Regions from separate parts of the Homo sapiens genome. Here region 1 is linked to region 2. Evidence: chromatin loops called from intact Hi-C (ENCODE). Cell type or tissue: heart right ventricle. All regions are shown on one strand. Links, peaks and the distances in the headings refer to the core of each region. The heading gives the core; the rest is flanking DNA.

Region 1 (2,911 bases), core at 99-2,598, 87 kb before region 2:
GACTTCCAGAGAAAGAGCCAGAAACATCTAGAGAATGGCAGTGAGCGTCCCACAGGAGCCAACCTTGGAACTCTGAGAGGGCTTCTGGGTCACCATAACTTGCCCAGATCCTCCATTAGAACATAGCTGGGTGAAAAGGACCACTCTGACCCTCTGTTTCATCATCTTTAAAACTGGAACAATGACCGCTACTGAACGGCACCACCTAAGATGTGTGTGAAACACCTAGTACAGCACCTGACCCACAAAGGCTTCTGGATAAAGGTGCGCTGTGTTCGTTACGGTCACACCAGCTGCTAGAACAGCCCAAGACCTCAGTCTCTTACTTCAATAGAAGTTTATTTCTTAGTCACAAAATCCAAAACAGGTTTTCTTTATTGGCAGGCCACCTTCCACGGGCCAGGCTGGAGGCTTCCCCAGAGAGAGCTGAGTGGATATGAGGGTCAGGGACATGTCAGGGTTCAAGAAAGGACACAGAGTCCTTGGCATAGTCTGGCAGAAGAATGTCTTGGGAAGAGAAATCCACGAGCTGTCAAGGGGTCAGGAATCCTGCAGCTCAGATCATGTTTTGCTGAACCCTAAGTTAGGACAGACAATGTAACAAAGGATTTTGTTTTATTTGCTCTGTGGGAATAAATGGGAGAAACTGCCCATCCACCACCTGAGCACCTTGCCTTACCCTAAGTTAGCAGCACACACAGCTTAACCAGCCACTCACCTGGACTTACATCACTTCCTGCTTCTCCTGAGTCAGGTGAGATGGTGGGTGTGATTGTCCCAGCAACCTTGAGCAGCCAAGGGACACACACAGAGAAGCAATGCATAGATAGAGTGAACCAAGAATGGCAGGGATGGGCATGCTGGCAACAGGAGGTGGAAAGGGAGAGAGGGTTCTGGAGCCCTTGGAAGTGAGTCTCCTAGTGATGGGCCCTGCCCCAGTCTATTGTAACACACCTTGAGCAGACCATCTAGGTATGTTACAAATATTGGTGTCCTACTCCTGTACCTTGGGCCTGACTACTCCCCCAAGTTCCACATGGGAGTATCTGCAGGTCTTTGCCAAGAACATTTTCTTACACTACAGAAGGCCCCTTTGCCAGTGTGCCTGCAAGCCAAGAGGACCAGAGCATGAATGCCTCAGTGACCCGTGGAAACAGGTGTATGACTACCCAAACTCCTTCAGCCCTCTGCTGGCCTACGAGGTGCAGTGCCACAGGTGCACCTCCCAGGGTTTCCCCGAGGGATTGGGCTCTGGGCACCCACAGTGGACGCTGACTATACACCTCTTAACAGTGCTCTCCCTTTGCTTGTCTCACTCCCCACTTCTCAGCCACTCAGTGACTTCCTTCACCTCCCAAATAAACTACTCACACCCATATCCTTAGTCCTAAGGGCTGCTTCCGGAGGAACCCAAAAAGTAAAACCAGATTGTGATGCTCATTTTAGGTCCATAGCAGATCAAGTCAATGGGGGTGGCGGGGGCAGGGATCCCTTGGGAAGTGGAGCACTCAGCCCACCGCTATGGGAGCTGGGCCCACAGCTCTCTGCTCCGCAAGTTCCTGCAAGAGGCTGGTGTTGGGTGCCTGGCAGATCCCAGGGTTGGTCACCAAGGGTCACAGCTCAGAGCACACTGACCTGAGCACCCCATGGTAGCTGCCGAGATAGAAGAGGACTGGGGAGGAGGTCATGGCGACCTTGTGGGGACTAAGTGGCGCTTCTGAAGAGGGCCACACTCCTCTCTCCTTTCCCAATAGACCAACTGGCAAATTCATCCCGATTTTACATAAAACATTTCTGCTGACACCCAAGATTCCTGTAATTCTACCCTCAGCACTTGTCAGGACATATGTATTTTATCCAATAAGTTGTTTCCTTTGTAAGTGGAACTCAAGTGCCACCTGAATATGTATTTGTTGGTTTCTTGTATTATTTCTGAAGAGAGAAAAAAACAGTCTTTAAGAAAAACAAAAAAATGAAAGACCTTGTGCTTTGAGACTCCAGAAAAGGGGTTGGGGGTCGTGGGGCAACACTGAATCTCTCAGCCATTGTGAGAGGAAGCAAATCAACCCCCTGGGAAAGGATCACTGTGGAGAGGAAGACAGGAGGAGGCTGAGGCTCTGAGGGCCAACCAAGAGTCAGAGGAAAAGATAGAAGCCAGCCTGACTCTGAAAATCAGAAACACTGCCGGGACCCAACAGCAGGAACACCTTCCGCTCGGCCATGGAGCACTGGAGCATGTGGGGCTGAATCCACAAAGCGGGGGATGCTTGTCTCCAGCCGGTCTCTTTGCACACTGGCTGATAAAGCTCTTTTGCCTCCTCCACTGGAAACGAAAGGCTGTTGCACAGCTCCATGGGGCCAGAACCAAACCCAGTTTCCCCAGCCTAGGGGTGATTCTGACAATCGCTGCTATGGAAACAAGACTGCCAAGAACGTCACACCCAGGAAACTTTCAATATACTTTATTAAAAAGTTTCTTTGTATAAATTTCCTAAACATTTTAAAATTAAAATTAAATCCCCTCCCTCCAGCACACACAAAAAAAAAACACACAACATTAGAGGAATGCCAAAAATATTCTCTATTACAACTTTTTTAAATTCTTTAATTAAGGCATTGGTCCCAACGGTGCACATAGATTAAGGGATTTTGCTTCCTTCTGAACTAGATCATTTGTTAGAGGCTTCAGAAAAAGAAAATTAGCTTGAAATCTAGTCTGGGAAATTGGGGGCAGGGAATGAAAAAGTTGGTCTCTTGTTTCTCCACGATACACAGGCTTCCCATCTAAAGTCATGCTTAACTAAAAGGGAAAAAAAATGAACCAAGCAAAAGTATATAGAGTAGCCGTGACATTTGCATTATTTTCTAGACTTTACATTTGCCTGCAACAGGCATAACATGAAACTCCAGA
Region 2 (2,911 bases), core at 204-2,703:
CTCCTCTGCTGAATCAACTTAAAAGAGGCTACTCCAAGGAAGACTGGGAATGGGAAGAGTACCTTTCTCCACATGGCACCCTAAAATACACTCTTAAAGGCTTGTCCCCCTTGAAATGTCCAGATTCCAAGATGTCTGCATATTGGAAACATCAGACAATTCTGCTACTAGCTCTGTGGCCCTGTCACTGGGCATACCTCTCTGAGCTCTCTTTCTTCATCTGAAGCATAAAGGGCGTGGAGAAACCATCCACCAAGGTAGTAGTTTTTTTGATATTTCAATTAGCCAAACAGAAATTATATGTTTGCCAACCAGAAGAGAGGGGGCTATGTCTTAGTCATTTTTTTAATATTCCCCAAGAATGTATTCTCTTTTTTTATTATTTTATTATTATTATACTTTAAGTTTTAGGGTACATGTGCACAACATGCAGGTTTGTTACATATGTATACATGTGCCATGTTGGTGTGCTGGACCCATCAACTCGTCATTTAGCATTAGGGATATATCCCCTCCCTGAACCTCAGGGCTCAAGGCCATGATGCACAATAGGTCTTGTTAAACTTAAGTAAACATGAGAACACAAAGACCAACCAAAGGGTTAGGTTTTTGTTTTTTTTGTTTGTTTGTTTGTTTGTTTGTTTTGCTCTGAGCTAGAATTGTCTCCCTCAGAGTCTTAATGCTGGTTATCTCAAGCGAACAGACATAAATCTGAGAGTCAGTAATATATATTTGTATTAATAAATATTCAAGACGAGACATTCATAATCATAGCTTGTGTGAATTTTTAAAAGTATGTTAAAACCCATTGTCCATTATTAGGGGAAAGTATCAAAGGACATGTCACGAGCACCCTTACAGTTCTAAAATCCGGTAATTCTACAGGGATACGCAATGGCATGAATATGCAAACCTACTTTGGTTCTCAAGCACCCGACTGTTCATTTAAACCTCTGTAATTAGATATGGGTAAAATGCTTCCTATAAAATGTCTTATTTGCTGAATACCCTTGTAATGCAATTGTTTGGGAACAAAGATGCCTCCTTTGATGGCACAATTTCATCTCAATACACTTACACCTGAGCAGAGAAGAAAAACAAAGCTCTAACGTATGTACACTTCCGTTATTATGAACAGCCACAATAAATATAATAATGACAATCATGTATTGAAATATCAGTCCTAAAACTGCCCGCAAGCTCTGCTGAGATGGTCATCACTGAGTTACTACAAACCCTGAAACTCCACCCTGGGAGACTCCAGGCACCACTTCAGAGATTTTTCTGAAGCTCGCAGAGATACACCTCCCTCTAGAGGAAAGAAAACCAAACTGCCTTTTCAAAAACAGACCAGGATGAACGTGCTAACTCAAAATTTCTTTTCTTTTTTTTTTTTTTTTTTTCTGAAACAGGGTCTGGTTCTGTCGCCCAGGCGCTGAAGTGCAGTGGCATAGTCACGGCTCACTGCAGCCTCAACCTCCCAGGCTCAAGTGATCCTCCCAACTCAGCCTCGTAGCTGAGATTACAGGCACATGCCACCATGCCTGGTTAATTTTTTAAAACGCTTTTGTAGAGACAAGGTCTCCCTATGTTGCCCAGGCTTGTCTCAAACTCCTGGGCTCAAGCGATCCGCCCACCTCAGCCTCCCAAAGTGCTGGGATTACAGAGATGAGCCACAGTGCCCAGCCCTCAAAATTTCATCTCTTTCCCAAAATGGACTATAAGACCAGAATGTATTAAAAATTATATTTTTCAAAATTAACAAAGTGAATTGTTGAAGGGAATATCTCTGCAAAATCAGGACCTGTGGAATACTCCCTGGAAATAAGACATTCATGACCACACATTAGAGGGGGCAAGCAACATGTTTTATTTAAAGAATAGGATTGTCCTTTCTTTGCACTGAATTTTTACACTGAATTCCACTGAAGTTTTACAGTGGAAACAGAGAAGCTGTATCTAGAAACGGGAGAATGAAGATAACCATTCTTGTCTAGTTCATGGCTGTCTGAATTAGTAGGAAACTTTAAAGCTCCCCCACTTTAAAATTTGGAGGGTTTGCGGCTTTCATTTTCTTAGCTAGAGCTAATAGGATTTTCTTTAAATGTCAGGTCCCTCCTCAAATCGTCAGCTATTTATGTAGCAGTGATGTGTTTTTTACTGCCTGCTTGCTGCAGCCAGGACACCATGAAAAGTTTGCTCCCGTAAGTCAGGGTGGAAAAGCTGCCTGGTACACAACATCCCTGTCAGATGGAAACCGCCTGCAATCCTTCCCCCAAGAGATAGCAGATTTTCAGCTTCTTCCAAAAAGAGCAGTGACAAAACTGAACTTTCAAATAAAAATTTTTGCTAAAGCTGTTACTGCGCCTGCAAGGAAGTGTCACGCAATAGTATTCACGACTTGCCGGTGAATTTTAAGTCCTAAACATGGAATTTCACATATAAGTGGGAGGTGATATCAACCGCTGGTGAAGACTACGCTTGATCCAGTTGTCTGAACACTCTGAGCAAGGAAACAAATGAAACCTCGCTGGCAAAAAGTCACTGCCAGCTTCCAAAGCTTCCAAAGAAGGCGGTCTTGTTTCAAGCTGGCTTTAGGCATCCAGGTCTATGGGTTCCGTTCCTGAAACTAAGGTCAGGATGAGCAGCCTCATTGGAACCATAAATCAACAATCGACTGAAGAGAGGAGCTTCTTCCTACTTTCTCATCGGGGACGTATTAAGTTCTAGGATAGGAAATCACAAAAGGCACTGATGATAAAGTCAGTGCAATTTGCTGAGTCCTGAATGCTTTAGAAATAAAATGAAGTGTGAAGTAAAGACAATTTTTCAGAAAGGTGCCTACCTCGTATCAAAAATATCATTCAGACCCCAGGTTTGGACATTTGCCACATGTCCCCTCACCTGTGGG

The links. Hi-C counts contacts between places; a loop is a spot of excess contacts. Peaks named below come from ENCODE experiments on the same cell type or tissue, not always from the same donor. Only the 100,000 strongest peaks of a DNase experiment are listed, where the experiment ranks them.
Region 1: it touches region 2 in a loop (2.2-fold over the local background); 16 of 110 quality-filtered maps call a loop at or near these places.

Annotation. Positions count from the first base shown.
Region 1 is chr2:237,321,572-237,324,482 of GRCh38, forward strand. COL6A3 (collagen type VI alpha 3 chain) reads right to left here. Exons shown (of 44, transcript NM_004369.4): 44 at 2,447-2,911. Among named protein-coding and RNA genes, the nearest start is that of COL6A3, 91 kb to the right of the region's middle. In heart right ventricle, for the core only: a CTCF peak has its summit at 1,191 (motif pointing left); DNase peaks (open chromatin) are centred at 380, 1,230 and 1,510; H3K27ac peaks cover 2,143 bases.
Region 2 is chr2:237,408,917-237,411,827 of GRCh38, forward strand. All of the region lies in intron 1 of COL6A3 (collagen type VI alpha 3 chain), which reads right to left. Among named protein-coding and RNA genes, the nearest start is that of COL6A3, 3.8 kb to the right of the region's middle. In heart right ventricle, for the core only: CTCF peaks have their summits at 1,301 (motif pointing left) and 1,502; no DNase peak of the experiment used is centred there; H3K4me3 peaks cover 2,500 bases; H3K27ac peaks cover 2,500 bases.